Linked DNA regions of Homo sapiens: region 1 is linked to region 2. A link is a loop called in an ENCODE intact Hi-C map of the cell type or tissue named here. Cell type or tissue: thyroid gland. All regions are shown on one strand. Links, peaks and the distances in the headings refer to the core of each region. The heading gives the core; the rest is flanking DNA.

The links. Peaks named below come from ENCODE experiments on the same cell type or tissue, not always from the same donor. Only the 100,000 strongest peaks of a DNase experiment are listed, where the experiment ranks them.
Region 1: it touches region 2 in a loop (2.4-fold over the local background); 7 of 110 quality-filtered maps call a loop at or near these places.

Annotation. Positions count from the first base shown.
Region 1 is chr17:1,549,213-1,557,539 of GRCh38, reverse strand. It overlaps PITPNA (phosphatidylinositol transfer protein alpha), which reads left to right. Exons shown (of 12, transcript NM_006224.4): 3 at 4,391-4,536. Among named protein-coding and RNA genes, the nearest start is that of PITPNA, 9.4 kb to the left of the region's middle. RefSeq lists a silencer at 1,038-1,238 and enhancers at 1,655-1,724, 5,999-6,913. In thyroid gland, for the core only: no CTCF peak of the experiment used is centred there; DNase peaks (open chromatin) are centred at 1,757 and 3,649; H3K27ac peaks cover 2,599 bases.
Region 2 is chr17:1,272,527-1,280,792 of GRCh38, reverse strand. It overlaps TRARG1 (trafficking regulator of GLUT4 (SLC2A4) 1 (gene/pseudogene)), which reads right to left and starts at 1,131. Exons shown (of 3, transcript NM_172367.3): 1 at 405-1,131. The coding sequence starts at 791. In thyroid gland, for the core only: a CTCF peak has its summit at 4,455 (motif pointing left); a DNase peak (open chromatin) is centred at 4,452.

The DNA.
Region 1 (8,327 bases), core at 112-8,111, 280 kb before region 2:
GTTCTTTGCTTCCTTCTGAAATCACAGCCCCACCCCGCCCCAGCTTCCAGTTAAACTCGAGTTTGGGTGAGGTTCGTCAGCCAGTATAGTGCCTCCAGTCACTGGGCTCCGTCTCTCTTTCCTGCAGTGTCAGCATGAAGCTCCTGTGATAACTTCCACTCTGTTCCCAATATGAACTGCACCTTTGAAAAATGAAATCAGGCCAGCAGAGCCTGCAGCACATTTAGTTGAGACAGACATCCAGGCTTGTTGGCCCCCGAGAGGGGTGGGCAGACACTGGCCCTTTAGAGGACTGCCTCCAGGGGTGGGCTACATATCTGATAAGAGCTGTGGGGACCTGGGGAGGGGGCCAGAGGTGGGCCTTGACCGTGATCTTGGGGTTCTGGGAAGGGCAGAAAAGAGAAACGAGACTGGGGAACCTGGGAACCAGGGAGAATGAGGGAATGGCTGGGTAGATGGCTCTAATCCCTGTAGGCACTGGGGATGTACCTGGGGCCTGAGAACCAGGTGCCTGGGCTGACAGGTGTTGGCTTGGAAGGGTCTTGTTAACCCACCTGCTTTGGCCATGCTGTCTTTATTTTTTTTATTTTATAATATTTATTTTAAATAGTGGAGATAGGGTCTCACTCTGTTGTCCACGCTGGTCTTGCCTCAAGTAGTCCTCCTGCCTCAGCCTCCCAGAGTGCTGGGATTACAGATGTCAACCACTTCACCCAGCCTGTGCTGTCTTTATTGAAAATAGCAAGCGATGATTTTCCAAACCAGAAGGCCAAGCAGGAAAGCCCAGCGCGTCCCTTGCCCTCAAACTCAGCTCTTGGGGAGGTGTCCAGTGACGTCCTCTCTGCTGTACAGGATGATCCCACCCCGATCGTTAGGAAGATGTGCCCCAGGAACTCGGGATTTCCTTAGTGTGGTGATTAGGGGTGAAATGGATCCTTTGATAGGGAGTTTCTTGATGGAACGAAGGGCGAGAGTGTCTCTGAGAAGTGCTGCAGACCAAGGAGGGCCAGCCTGTCCTGGAGCACCTGGGGCTGTTCTTGGAGTAAGGCTGAAGGGCCAGACACTGATGGCTTATGGTGGGGCCAAGACTGGAAGGAAAGGGGAACTTCCACCTTGAGAGCATCCACAGTTGGCGGGTGTTCACTTGTGATGGTTTTTCTGCAGCATTGAGGAAGTGGTGGGGCGGAGTTGAGTAATCAGAGCCTGAAGTCTAAGCAGAAGCTTGGGAAGTGAGTGCTGATCAGGATTCACCTGTCTGCCTGGCAGTGGTCAGCCCGTTCTCAGCAAGAAACCATTGACAAGAAAGTACCACGTGGCCTGGGTAGGGTCGAAGCGGAACTTAGTTTCAGAGAATTAGAAAAATCTTGGAGGGGAAGGCCGAAGAAGAAACAATTCATGATCAACCTTCTCAGAGTCTTTGTCAGTAACCCCATCCCCATCCTGACTTAACAGTTTCTATGGGAACAGCTCAGCATCTTGTGACTGGTGGATTCACTTCCTAAATTGGAGGCCATGACTTGAGGCCTTTGCAGTTTTCTGATTTAGGGGAAAGTGAAGAAAGGGAAAGAGAAGGTCATGCCTTTGTAATCATTCCGATGGCCTGCATCAATATTTTGGGGGCAGAATTAGCTTCTGGGTGGCCAGAGCCTTTGGTCTAACCCTGAGTGTCTGGGCGTTGTGCAGCAGAGCGAGAAAGCCCTGGCTGTTTGACGGGGTGTGTCCACCAGTGCTTCCTGGCACAGGTCGGCCGGGCTGCTTCACTTCTTGTTTCCAGAGATTCACGGCACCAGTCCCCCTCTGGTACCCAGCCTGACAGGGCCATGTTGGTGGGACCAAAGCTGTACTGTTGTTTATGACGTGTTTCATGTCAGTATTTCAGGCCCACCCACTGGGCTCCCCCTCCCAGATTGCCAAAGTTGTGGAGTCTGTTTTTCTTAGTTGAATGTCTTAGTTCTCTGGGATAGGTGAACAGATCTCAAGAGCAAGGAACATCATCGCAGGTCTGAGGAGGCTAGATTCCCAGTCCTGTTGGAGTTTTTTAAATCTGATTTAATGATCTGACCCTCCCACTCCTATCTCTGCCCCATCCGAGTCTGGCTGCTTTCCCAGGGGGCAGAGCAGCTGTGCCAAAAGGAACTCTAACGTGAAAAGCGCCCTTCACTTGTAGCTTGTGCAGGCCAGTCTTGCTTACCCCTTTAGATTAACAAAACTGCCTTCACTTGTCTCATTGGGATTAAAGGATCAGAATATCAAGAGAGATTGAAGGGGGAAGATGCCAGCCAACAGGCTGATCCTCTTAGAACCTGCCCTCTGATTCCTGCAGCTGAAGAGAAACCAAATGAAGGCGATTAGTCTCTGCCTGGGGTCCCCCTTCCCAAGTGGTACCACTAGCTGGGAACCTCGCCCCCTCCACCAGGCCCTCTCCCCAGCCTGTCCTTTAGGATTGCTGAGTCAGTGGTTAGATGTTCTTACGGCTCTTCTCTGAAACGGAGTTACTGCTCCTTCTTAGGCACCCCTGGCTCAGCCAAGCCCTGACCCACCTGACGGGTTTTCATGTGTGCCTAGCTGGGTGGTGGACTTGGAGAGGCACAGGGACAGCTTGGGGCTCCAGGGGGGCATTGAGGCAGCACTGATGCAGCTTAGGATTAGCAAGGTCAAGGTGACTGGCTTTCACCCATATGTTCCTCTGTATGGATTTCACTGAGCCTCGATTGCTGCCCCTTTTCATGGCATTTTGTTCTGGGATTTTGCTTTGAAAGTTAGGGCTCTTTCAGCCTTGTGGTGAGCAGTGAATTGTCCTCGTCCTCTGCTTCACTTTCCAGATTTTGCCCAGAAATTTCCCTGCAGTGCTTAGGAAGCTGCCTGGTAGAGCAGGTTTCTAAGTTTGAGGCGAAGCAGCTCTGGAAGCTGCCTCTGTCCTTGCTGTTGGAGGCAGTGATTTAAGTAGCAGTTGCCTAGAGATACATCCTTTCTGTTTTAATCTCAAAGAGAGAAAAACCCAGTCCCTGTAATCCCAGCTACTTCGGAGGCTGAGGCAGGAGGCAGGAGGCAGGAGAATCACTTGAACCCAGGAGGCGGAGGTTGCAGTGACCTGAGATCGCACCACTGTGCGATCTCTGTCTAAAAAAAAAAAAAAAAAAAAAAAAAAATAGAGAAACACCCTTGTCTTCCCCCCGGGGGTGCCAGGAGTTGGGCATAGAGCTCGAGGAAACCCTTTGTCCCCCTCCACCCCCCAGCATGTTGGGTAATCCCATAGCTTTTTTCCTTTTTCTCATACTCCCTAAGCAGCCATGCCTGATTAGCACCGGCAGCGGTAGGAAAGACACATCCGTTGGTGTAGACATAATTTCCTGCCTCAAATGTTGCTGTTCATTTTCTTTTCACCTTGTTTTCTCCTCTGGACAGCTTCTCAGAGAAGAAGGCGGAAGGGCTAAGTCTGGGCACTGCCTAGGTCATTGGCCCATCCTGACAGGGTCAGAGGAGGCCAATCATGTTGACTGGTGACTTGATAGGGTGGCATGTGACCCAAATAAAGGAAAACTAGGTTTTTGCCATGTAGTAAGTGCCAACACAGAGGGTGCACCCAGCCGGCACAGACTGTGGGGCAGGAATCTGTAATATCTCATGTGGGAAGCAGGAATACTTGCTTGGCCCCACCAGGAATCTGGAAAATGTCAAGAGGTTTCATTGCCTGAAAGAGCTACTTGCGGGGTGAGGAGAGGCCTAAGACTAGAGAAGAAGCGAGTAGATGAGCCAGTTTTACGATAGAGGTTGCGGATTTCACAGAGCGCTGAGCACCTTTCTTTGACAAGAAATCAAGTCTTAGGATCTATTTAAATGGGTGAGATCCAGTGATTTCTAGCAACCAACCTAGGTCTTCTGGGGTCTTAATACCAGAAGCAGGCTTAGCACAAAAGCTCCTTTGGACTCTAATCTGTTTTCTGCGTGGTGGTGTCAGGTTAAGTAGACTCACCTGCCTCTTTAAATCCTGATGGATTGACTGGGAACGGTGGCTCATGCTTATAATCTCAGCACTTTGGCAGGCCAAGGTGGGAGGATGGCTTGAGACCAGGAGTTTTGAGACCAGCCTGGGCAACATAGCAAGACCCTGTCTCTACCAAAAAAAATAAATAAATAAAAATAAACCCTGATGGGTGGTGTGAAAATGAGAAGGATGAACTAAACACGTCTGATGGGTCAAGAGGGGCCATGGAGCAGCACTGTCAGTTGCTTTGGGTGGGTTTGGGCAAGGCCTGATGTGAAACTCCAGAACCAGCTCCTGCATGAGGAGACCCCAGGGAGATCCAGTTAGACACTTACTGGCAGCTGGATTACGTGTAACCGTTGAGAAGGGTCCGTGTTGAGAATAACATCTGTCTCTGTCCTTTAGTATCAAGTGGGGCAGCTGTATTCTGTGGCTGAGGCCAGTAAAAATGAAACGGGTGGTGGCGAAGGCGTGGAGGTCCTGGTGAATGAGCCCTACGAGAAGGACGGTGAGAAAGGCCAGTACACACACAAGATCTACCACCTGCAGAGGTATGCGGCATGAGCAGCGGGGCCGGATGCTGGCTTTTGTGTGTGTGTGAATGAGTGTTATTTCCTTTATTGTTTTATATAGATGGGATTATACTAATTGTTATATCCTAACAATTAATAGTTATATACTGACTGTATAAATGTTATACTCACATTTATATAGATGGGAATATACTATTCCTTTTTTGTTGTTACTTATCATGGCCTCCTCTCCCAGCCTGTTCTGTCTGCCTCGGTCTCTGAAGTCCGTGTAGGATTCACAGTATCATGGGGGACAGAAGTGCTATAGGTTGTTGAACCCTCCTGTCTTGACGCATATTTCTAGTCATTTCCAGATGCCTACATAATCCAGTAAAACTCCTTCTGTGTAGATCTTCTGATGTACTTGTATATGCAGATTTTTAGCAAATATTCCTAAAATTGAATTCCTAGAATTGCTGGGCTGGTAGGGTTTTTAATTCTGATATCGTGAAATCGATCGCTAGAGAAATTTTGGTACCTCTCTTTGGATCAAAGGCATCAGCATTTTTAAATGAAGCTTGAACTGATTTGTGTACTGGAATCCATATCAAACTACACAAATTTGCTAAATCCCTAACGAAAACAGTAATGTTTCAGCAAACTGTGAGCAGACCCAAAGGGCGTTGATGGTATTAATTATACATCAGCTTGAGTGGAAGTCAAACCAAGCTAGTTTTAGAAGCTATCCAGAACTGGTAAAGGTAAACCTGAATCTTTTTAAAAATTGTGATAAAGTACACGTAACATAAAATTCACCATTTTAACCATTTTTAAGTATACAGTTCAGTGACATTTAAGTCCATCCACACTGCTGTGAAACTGAAAGCTGGATCTTAATTTCTAGTCTCTAAACTGAACTGAAATCAATTGACTTTCATTTGGAAAAAGCCCCACTTCACTGTGGTCTGTCACTTTGATGGTGTCAGAGGGTCCAGGACCTCAGTGCCAGGGTGCGAGGAGAGCAGTGCTGTGCAGTGGGGAGGAACCTCACCATCACCCAGTCTCCTCGCCAGAGGGTCCAGGACCTCAGTACCGGGGTGCGAGGAGAGCAGCGCTGTCCAGCGGGGAGGAGTCTCACCATCACCCAGTCTCCTCACCGTCACCCAGTCTCCTCGCCAGAGGGTCCAGGACCTCAGTGCCGGGGTGCGAGGAGAGCAGTGCTGTCCAGCGGGGAGGAACCTCACCATCACTCAGTCTCCTCACCAGCACACTTTTTCTCCATGTCTCGTTTTGCTCCTCCTCTGGTATTTGTATTTCTTAAAGAGGATTTTGAAAAGAGATGGTGAAGTTGGTATTTTAGGTAGAAGGGACCAATTGTTTCCTCAAGACTAAGTTGGTCCAACCAAACTGACAGAGACGAGGTCTCTACATATGAAAGATGGAACCTGGCCGGGTGCTTCGGGGGCTCACGCCTGTAATCCCAGCACTTTGGGAGGCCGAGACGGATGGATCACTTGAGGTCAGGAGTTTGAGACCAGCCTGGGCAACATAGCGAGACTCCATCTCTACAAAAAATAAACAAAATTAGGCTGGTGTGGTGGCGAGTGTCTGTAGTCCTGTCTACTCAGGAGGCTGAGGTGGAAGGATCACCCGAGCCCAAGAGGTCAGGGCTGCAGTAAGCCATGGTCACGCCACTGCACTCCAGCCTGGGCCACAGAATGAGATCCCGCCTGTCTCTTACAAAAAAAAAAAAAGAAAAAAAAGAAAAAGAAAAGGCCAGCAGTGACTGCCACCACTACCTCTCCCCATGGTGACAAGAGAAGCTTTACTGTGTCAGCCATCTGGCTGCCCAAAGCAGAAAGCAGAGCTCCCCTGCAGTACTCTCACTCGCCCTTCTTATCGCATCAGGCCCCGCTGACTCCGCCCCGCAACACTCTCACTCGCCCTTCGTGTCCCATCAGGTCCCGCTGACTCCGCCCCGCAATACTCTCACTCGCCCTTCGTGTCCCATCAGGTCCCGCTGACTCCGCCCCGCAACACTCTCACTTGCCCTTCGTGTCCCATCAGGTCCTGCTGACTCCATCTCCTCAGCGTCTCCAACATGTCCCTTCCTTGCCACCTCTTGCCTGGATTACTACAGCAGCTTCTAACGAGTCTCCCTGCCTTTCAGTTCTCCGCACCGCTTCAAGTGTTCAGTCTGGATGGTCTGTCACTCCCAGCGCCAAAACTGCTGACGGCTTCCCTTTGCCTTCAGGACGAAGTCCGTGCTGTCTGACATAACTTATAGGACCTTTTAGCCAGCCTGGGCAACATAGCAAGACCCTGTCTCTACCAGAAAATACAAAAATGAGCCAGGCATAGTGGTGTGCACCTGTAGTCCCAGCTACTTGGGAGGCTGAGGTGGGAGGATCACCTGAGCCCAGGAAGTCAAGGCTGCCAGTGAGCCATGATCACACCACTGCACTCCAGCCTGGGCCACAGAGTGAGACCCTGTCTCAAAAAAAAAACAAAAAAATCTTTTAGGATCCAGCTTCAGGTGTCTCCTTGAATTCCCCACCTTGTACCTGCACCGGTTACTCTGAACTTGTCCCTCTTTTCTCCAGCTTTTCCCACCCCACTCCCATCTGTCTCTTAGCTTAGCCCCACTCATTGTCCCATGTGTTGGTTCATCCTGACTTTCCTCGCAGAGCCTGCCCGGTGCACTGCATGTCCCCCACTGTGTTCTCACAGCACTCCGCCACCCAGGGCCCTGTGCCCACCGCATTATGGCATGAACTTACAGTGTTGTGCTTGGCCTTGTCTAGTTACACGCCCCAGTAGACCGGAAACTCCTTGAGGGTGGGAGCCACATCTGTTTGGTTTCTCTGTGTGTCCCCCTGCCTGGACCTAGAAATACTCGCCTGAATGGGGATGGCAGTGAGTTCGTGAATCACAGAGGCCGCCCCAAGTGCTCCAGGTTAGCTCTCTGCTCTAGTTTGCTCTTCTTTCTTAGGCCTGAGGCACTAAAGCTGATGAGGTTGCCAGAGCTTGCCAAAGACTGGACAGATTATCTGTTAGAAACCAAGGACGGCTGGGCGCGGTGGCTCACGCCTGTAATCCCCGCACTTTAGGAGGCTGAGGCAGGCAGATTGCCCGAGGTCAGGAGTTCGAGACCAGCCTGGCCTACATGACAAAACCCCATCTCTACCAAAAATACAAAAATTAGCTGGGCGTGGTGGCGCATGCCTGTAGTCCCAGCTACTTAGGAGGCTGAGGAAGGAGGATTGCTGGAACCCAGGAGATGGAGGAAGCAATGAGCTGAGGTCGTGCCACTGCACTCCAGCCTGGCGACAGAGCAAGGCTCCATCTCAAAAAACAAAAACAAACAAAAAAAAGGAAAAGGAATATATGTACCATTTTCATTTTAATTTTAAAAAATCTTTCTAGGCCAGGCACGGTGGCTCACGCCACTGTAATCTCAGCACTTTGGGAGGCTGAGGCGGGCAGATCATGAGCTCAGGAGATTGAGACCATCCTGTCTAACATGGCGAAACCCTGTCTTTACTAAAAATACAAAAAATTAGCCGGGCGTGGTGGCGGGAACCTGTAGTCCCTTCTACTCGGGAGGCTGAGGCAGGAGAATCTCTTGAACCTGGGAGGAGGAGCTTGCAGTGAGCCAAGATCGAGCCACTACACTCCAGCTTGGGTGACACAGCAAGACTGTCTCAAAAAAAAAAAAAAAATTCTAAATGTTTTCCTACTCCGTCAAACCACACACCTACCAAAAAAAAAAAAAAAAGCAGGGGGCTTATACTGTACATGTTGTTCTGTAACCTGAGATAAGAATTGAG
Region 2 (8,266 bases), core at 1-8,000:
CCCCGTCCGGTGCAACCTCTGCTGAGACAGCCCCACTTGGCGATGACCCTTTGGGACCGCCCGTCCCTCCTAAAACAGCAAGACCCCCAGCCTGGCTATCTTTCTGCCCCGCGGGATGTATCGCCAGGCAGCTCCCTGAGGGCCCCTCCCCAGCAGACACAGGTGCAAAGTCGAGCTCTGATGCCCAGAAGCAGAGATGAGAGAACAGAGCAGGAGCTCTTCCAGCCCCGGGGCCCCTCTCTAAGAGGAAGGAGGAGGCCAGTGAGGAAAGGAGTCTTCCCCAAGCCCCCCACTCCCAGCTCTCTCTTCTCCACACCCTGGGCAGTGTTTGGTGCCTGCCTGGGGGAAACACCTGCCGACCCCTGGGCCCAGCCCCTGCCCCTGGAACAAAGACCAGCACTTACCATGATGGAAATGATGAGGGGGATGAGGTTGAGGGGCCAGACGGGGCAGAAGCAGGCGACGACGGCCAGGATGAGGTAATCTCTGGGGGCTTCTTGGTCTTGGGCATAGGAGGTGGTGGCGATGGAGGACGCCCTCCTTGAGCTGGCCCGGGAGGGGGACCGAGGCAGTGGGGCCTCCAGGTGCCCCTCGGAGATGGCCTTGAAGGGTAGGCCCTGGCTGTTCTGCTCCAGATCCAGAGGCCCCGAGAGGGTCTTGGACAGATTCAGGGTCTTGTCATCCTTGTTCTCTGCCTTGGTGAGGAGTATCTCCATCTCCGGCAGGTCCAGGAATGCGGCGGAGCCTGGCTCCTGTGCTGAAGGAAACTCGGACTGCACCGGGTGGGCCATGGGGGCCTGGGCCTTGCGCGGCTGCAGCTCCAGGCTGGGACAAGGGGCTCTGGAGGGACCTCAGCGCGCCATTCCCCAGCCCAGACTGAGGGCCTCCAGGTCGGGGGCAGGGGCGTCCCTCAGGAGACGGAGGGCCGGCTGGGTGCTGGAAGGGTTGGGCTGAGCTTCTCAAGCCAGCTGAGTTCAGAGGCTGGGGCCTGCCTGCTGCCCCCGCGGAGCTCCCAGAAAGACGCTGGAGCCTGCAGCTTTGTTCAAGTTTGAGGCCAACTTTGCTGGTGCTGCTGAGAGCACAGATGGGCAGGGAAGCAACGGAAAGCTCAGAGAGCAGAGAGAAGAATGCGCCTCTTCCCAGGGAGGCTCAGGCTCAGTCAGGGAGGCTGTGTGTGTGTGTGTGTGTGTGTGTGTGTGTGTGTGCGTGTGCGCACACGGCCTCCCTCCCTCTCCCCCTCCTTGGTGATGCTTTTCCTTTTCAATTCCCCTCTCCCCAGAGAACCACCCTGGCAGGATTTTGCCTCTGCCCCAGCCCAGCCCAGCCCAGCCCAGCTCTGCCCAGCCCAGCCCAGCCCAGCCCAGAGGGACTTGGGCCAGCCTCCGGTTTCTGTTGCAGCTCCAGGGCCTGCTCCTCTGGGCAGGGTCTCTGGATGGGGAGAAAGACACTTTGGGCCCCACAGGGATGTGTCTTCAGCTGTCCTGGGAACTGAGCCCTCCGCTGCTTCTTCCAAAGCAAGCGTGTACTTCTTTCTTTCTGTTGGGAAATGCTGGACCTTAGGGCCCCCTATTACATCCCACCCAGACCCTGACCCCCAACCGCTGGGAGCATCCAGGCCAAAGCCTGGCTCCCGACTCCAGAAGGGAAGGGGAGATGTGAGCACCAGGGTAGCCCCTGGATCCTGCCTGGACCCTGCATGGACCAGCAGGGCCCCATGAGTAGGTTTCTACGTAGCTCACCACCAGGTGGGGAAGAGGATAAGGGGGAGTGTTGGGTCCACCTCATGCCCATCAGAACGATTCTGGGGTGCTAAAGAGCCGGTGGCAGAGAGCCCCTAGGTCAGCTGCTCCGGGCAGATGCCAGCTCGGAAGGGCCTCAGGCTGTTTGTCCTATCGGATTCTCCTCCTTTGTTCTCTCTTAGGTTTTCTCCCTCTGTCTCTGCCTTCTTCTCTATCCTCGGCATCTCTTTCTATATTCCTGACGCCCCTCCTTACATTGTTTTACAAGTGTGATCTGGAGCCGCCACGGATGTGTGTGTGTGGTTTGAAAGTGGTTGTATGAAATAGTTTAAAATCCTACGATCAGGCGGGATGCCATGGCTCATGCCCATAAACCCAGCACTTCGGGAGGCCGAGGCAGAAGGACTGCTTTAGCCCAGGAGTTTGACACCAGCCTGGGCAACATGGCAAAATCCCATCTCTACAAAAAATACAAAAAATATATGGGCGTGGTGGTACATGCCTGTAATCCCAGCTACTTGGGAGGCTGAGGGAGGAGAATCGCTTGAGCCTGGGAGGTCCAGGCTGCAGTGAGCCGAGATCCTGCCGCACAGCTCAGTGGGAGATATGGGGCTGAAAGGACACCTGGAAATGAATAAGATTTGAAAACTCAGCCGGGCACGGTGACTCATGCCTGTAATCCCAGCACTTTGGGAGGCTGAGGCAGGTGGATCACTTGAGGTCAGCAGTTCGAGACCAGCCTGGCCATCATGGCAAAACCCTGTCTCTACTAAAAATACAAAAATTAGCGTGGTGGTGGGTGCCTGTAACCACAGCTACTTTGGAGACTGAGGCAGGAGAATCACTTGAACCTGGGAAGAAGCGAACGTTGCAGTGAGCCAAGGTTGCACCACTGCACTCCAGCCTGGGTGACAGAATGAGACTCCAACTAAAAACAAACAAACAAACAAACAAATAAAAAACAATGTTTGTGGCTTTGGGAGAACTTTGCAGGTTTCATAAATTTGACTATATTAAATTAAGAATTTTGCTCAGGCTGGGCATGGTGGCTCACGCCTGTAATCCCAGCACTTTGGGAGGCCAAGGTGGGCAGATCACGAGGTCAGGAGATTGAGACCATCCTGACCAATGTGGTGAAACCCCGTCTCTACTAGAAATACAAAAATTAGCTGGGTGTGGTGGCACATGCCTGTAATCCCAGCTACTCAGGAGGCTGAGGCAGGAGAATTGCTTGAACCCGGGAGGCAGAGGTTGCAGTGAGTGGAGATCATGCCACTACACTCCAGCCTGGGTGACAGAGTGAGACTCCTCTCAAAAAAATAAAAGAGAGAGAGAGAGAGAATTGTGCTCAATAAAGGAAACCCATTGTTATTTGCAAAATGAAGACCTTGGGGAGCCGCCTCGTCCTCCTCTCAGTCCTCAGGGAGGCCAGGTGTGGGGCCTGGGAGCGAGCTGGGCTCCCCTGCTTATGAGCGTCCAGAAATACGATAATCCTGTATAACAGGAAAGCTCCTTCACAGGGTGGCTAGGTGGGTCCCTGAGACCCCTTAGGCTCCAAGCCGGTATCCAGTTGGGCAGAATGCCATGGTACAGCCTTGGAGCTGACCCCTGGGTGGAGGGACGACAGCTACCCAGCCCAATTCGGTAGCCCCTAGCCACATGTGGCTTCCGAGCCCTTGAAATGTGACTCATCCAAGTTGAGATGTAAAATACACACAAGACATCGAAAACTGGGTCCAAACACAAAAAGAATGGAAAATATCTCATTAATACTTTTTATTGATTGTATATTGAAAGGATAATATTTTGGATATATTGGGATAAATAAAACGTTATTAAAATCAACATTATTGATTTCATCTGCTTATTTTTACGTTCTAAAAATGTGCCTAGTAGAAAATTAAAAAAATTTTTTTTTGAGACAGAATCTCGCTCTGTCACCAAGCTGGAGTGCAGTGGCGCGATCTCGGCTCACTGCAACCTCCGCCTCCCAGGTTCAAGCGATTCTCCGGCCTCAGCCTCCTGAGTATCTGGGATTACAGGCATGCACCACCACGCCTGGCTAATTTTTGTATTTTTAGTAGAGATGGGGTTTTACCATGTTGGCCAGGCTGGTCCCAAACTCCTGAACTCAGGTGATTCACCCGCCTCTGCCTCCCAAAGTTCTGGGATTACAGGCATGAGCCACCGCGCCCGGCCTCAACACATGATTTTAAAAATTCATTTCATATAAAAATTGGGGTTTCAGGCTGGGCACGGTGGCTCACGAGATAGAGTCTTGCTCTGTTGCCCAGGCTGGAGTGCAGTGTTGTGATCTTGGCTCTAGGCTTGCTGCAACCTCTGCCTCCCGGGTTCAAGCGATTCTCCTACCTCAGCCTCCCGAGTAGCTGGGATTACAGGCATCCACCACCACGTCCGGCTAATTTTTGTATTTTTAGTAGAGACAGGGTTTCGCCATGTTGGCCAGGCTAGTCTTGAACTCCTGACCTCAGGTGATCTGCCCACCTCGGCCTCCCAAAGTGCAGGGATAACAGGCGTGAGCCACCGCACCCGGCTATATGTTAAATTCTTGATGGAATAAAAGGAGGAAAGAAAAAACTAAGAAGTCCCCAGAGTAGTCCCTGGCACGAGGTTGCCTGGGCGGGCTGGGGTCGGGGGTAATTAGGGACCCACGTTTGCTCCGCCCGTGTGGGATGCTGGAGTCTCAGCGCCACCTCGTGGCAGGTAGTGATGAGGGGAATGACCAGAGTGGAGGGAGCCCGAGGGAGGCAGCAGCGGATTTGGGCTCCCGGCGGTGACCCCAACCTTTGAGCACCCTACATGCGAGGGATGCTGAGAGAGGACAGGGATGTGAACAGTGCGGGGGAGTGGACCTGCCCATGAGGGGTCCTTTGGGGGGTGAGGTGGGGCGGGGAAGAAACCTCAGAAGCATAAGCAAGTTCAAGCCGAAGCCCAGGGGAAGGAGAAACATCCTCCTCATATCTCTGCCCCACAGCCCTTTCATCCTTGGCGTCTCACTGGGTGTCAGGAAACCCTACGGGGCTGACAGGGAAGGTGCAATTGAGCCAATTCCTCTTCTCACTGAAGCCTTCCTGGGCCCCGTTCAGGAGTTCTGCTCCAGGAGTGAGAGAGTAGCCTCCTGACATCTGTGTACACACACACACACACACACACTCTCACACACTCTCTCTCACACACACACTCTCACACTCTCATACACTCACCCCACACACTCTCACACACTCACACACTCACACACTCACCCCCACACACATTCACACACCCTCAGTCACCCCCACACACTCACACACACTCACACACTCACCCACACACCCCCCCCACACACACATTCACACACACTCACACACTCACACACTCGCCCCACACACATTCACACACCCTCACACTCAGTCACCCCACACACTCACACACACTCATACACTCACCCCCCACACACTCACACACTCACACACTCACCCCACACACATTCACACACCCTCACAATCACCCCCACACACTCACCCCCACACACATTCACACACCCTCACACACACACTCACACACTCACCCCCACACACATTCACACACCCTCACTCACACACACACAGTCACCCCCACACACATTCACTCACACACACTCGCACACTCATTCACACACACACACGCACGTCCTTTTGTAAAGTGTGATAAACATTGACGTAATCGTGCGCCCATCAGCAAGCACCCCAGAATTTCACATCCAGGGAGGCGGGTCCACCTGAAGGAACCCACTGGGGATGCGTCTCCTTTCTGTCCTTGCTCAAAACACATCCCTACTCCTCTTGGGAGTTTTCCTAAGGAGACTGATCTTGCACTTTTTTTTTTTTGACACCAAATCTCACTCTGTTGCCCAGGCTGGAGTGCAGTGGTGCTATCTCGGCTCACTGCAACCTCCGCCTTCTGGGTTTCAAGTGATTCTCCTGCCTCAGCCTCCTCCCAAGTAGCTGGGATTACAGGCTCCTGCCACCATGCCTGGCTAATTTTTGTTTGTTTAGTGGAGACGGGGTTTCGCCATGTTGGCTGGGCCTAATTTTTCACCTTTTAAAATAACAATGATGAAGACTCTAATGAAAATTAGGCCGGGCGCGGTGGCTCATTTCTGTAATCCCAGCACTTTGGGAGGCTGAGGCGGGCGGATCACGAGGTCGGGAGACCATCCTGGCTAACACAGTGAAACCCCGTCTCTACTAAAAATATGAAAAAAAATGATCCGGGCGTGGTGGCGGGCGCCTGTAGTCCCAGCTACTCGGGAGGCTGAGGCAGGAGAATGGCGTGAACCCGGGAGGCAGAGCTTGCAGTGAGCCAAGATCACGCCACTGCACTCCAGCCTGGGCGACAGAGCGAGACTCCATCTCAAAAAAAAAAAAAAAAAAAAAAAAAAGAAAGAAAAAAAGAAAGAAAATTAAGGCCAGGCCCCTCATACCTGTAATGCCAGCACTTTGGGAGGCTAAGGCAGGAGGATCACTTGAGCCCCAGGTATTTGAGACCAGCCTGGGCAACATGGCAAAACCCCATCTTTACAAAAAATACAAAAATTAGCCGGCATGGTGGCACACGCCTGTATTCTCAGCTACTAGGAAGGCTGAGGTGGGAGGATCACGTGAGCCCAGGAGGTCAAGGCTACAGTGAGCCATGGCTTGGCGGCTCTGTCTTACACGTGCGTCTTTCCTTCCTGGCATTTTCCTTTCTCTATGCATTTCATGCCTATCATTGTGCCTTTTAAACAATATTTGGGCAAACCCATGTGATCTCAGTGGAAACCACCATTTTTTAATAATCATAAAATCTTTTCTTCACCACATATAAGTCATCTTGGAGAATGGACACGATCTTGGGAAGCAGACAGAAAAATCAAGCAAGGGTTCCAGAAAACCTCAACAGCACGTAACGGAGGCTACACAGGCCCAGGATCCCCTGCGGCATCAGAGAGATGAGGAAGCACCTGTTAGGTTGATACGTATATAGATACCCACACAAATATCCACGCAGCCACACATCTATGTGAGCACACACAAAATATGTACATATCACAAACTCAGAATCCTAGGCAAACATACAGCACCCAAACACACAGCCCCGGAAAAACCATGCTAGCAGCCAATGTGTCCCAGACTTTACAGTTGATAAAACAGCTTCCCATGCATTCTCTCCTTGTAACAACCTTGTGAACTGAATATGTCTGAACAGCCTCCACTCAGTCAGCGTTTACGTGGGCCAAGCACTGTGCTAGTGCTTTAAATGCATCCTCCCATTTACTCTCCAAAACAGCCTATGAAGTAAGTACTTATTCTAGCCCATTATACAGACGGGAACACCGAGGCTCAAAGCCGCCAGGTGATTGGCCCAAGATCACTCAGCTGGTCAGTGAGGAGCTGGAAGTCCAGAACTGTGACATCCCTGCCACTGAACTCATGGGGCTGCCGCATCAGGATTCTGCCTGCAGGGGTGTCCTTGCTATTTCCAGGCTGAGAGTGTGATAGGATGGGGGAGAAGAACCTTTCTTTCTTTTTCTTTTCTTTTTTTTTTTTTTTGAGAGAATCTCGCTCTTTTGGCCAGGCTGGAGTGCAGTGGCGCGCGATCTCGGCTCACTGCAACCTCTGCCTCCCGGGATCAAGCAATTCTTATGCCTCATCCTCCCGAGTAGCTGGGATTACAGGTGCATGCGCTACCACACCCAGCTAATTTTTGTATTTTTAGTAGAGATGGGGTTTCACCATGTTAGCCAGGCTGGTCTTGAACTCCTGACCTCAGGTGATCCACCTGCCTCTGGGCCTCCCACAGTGCTGAGATGACAGGCGCGAGCCACCACACCCGGCCCCCTTACTTCTTTCAGTTCTGGAATTTAGCAAAGTAGGACTTGCTGGTCCTTATATTGTGTTTCCAGAGGATAAATACCTGAGGCTGAAACATGGCTACAGCCTTGTCCAAGCTGGTTTCTCACAGGATCCTTATAGTACACAAACATGACAGCTTGTGAACACCTTCTGTTTGCCAGAAACGGTCCATTACGAACCACTTACAATCCTCACAGCCATCCTGGAATCATTCATGTCAGAGGGGAGGAACTAGAGGCTGAGAGAGGCGGCTGAGCAGGGGCTGGACCAGGGCAGGCCTGGCTCTTTCCTTCTCACTGGCAGCCCGTGGCACTGTGGGGCTCGGCGGGCAGGGCTGGGGCCAGCATCTCCTGCGTTGCTGCTCCTGGCTAGACCCACGTCCGCTCTCAATAGAGTCAAAGCCTTCCCGTGGTCTGTGTCACAGCCTCCCTGCGCAATTGGGAACCCTAAGGGCTGTGGCTGGGGACAGGATGCTCAGCGTGCCAGCCAGGGCTGGGGTTTGCAGACAGCAGAGGCACTTTTAACTGTAGAGGTGAGCCTCACCCCACGTGCTCTGGGAAACTCTCCCTGGGTTTACGCCTAATGGCGTTTCTCTAGCTTCTGTGGGATCCGCACTCTGAGCTAGCTGTGGGGAACCCTTCCCTCTCCTGTTGG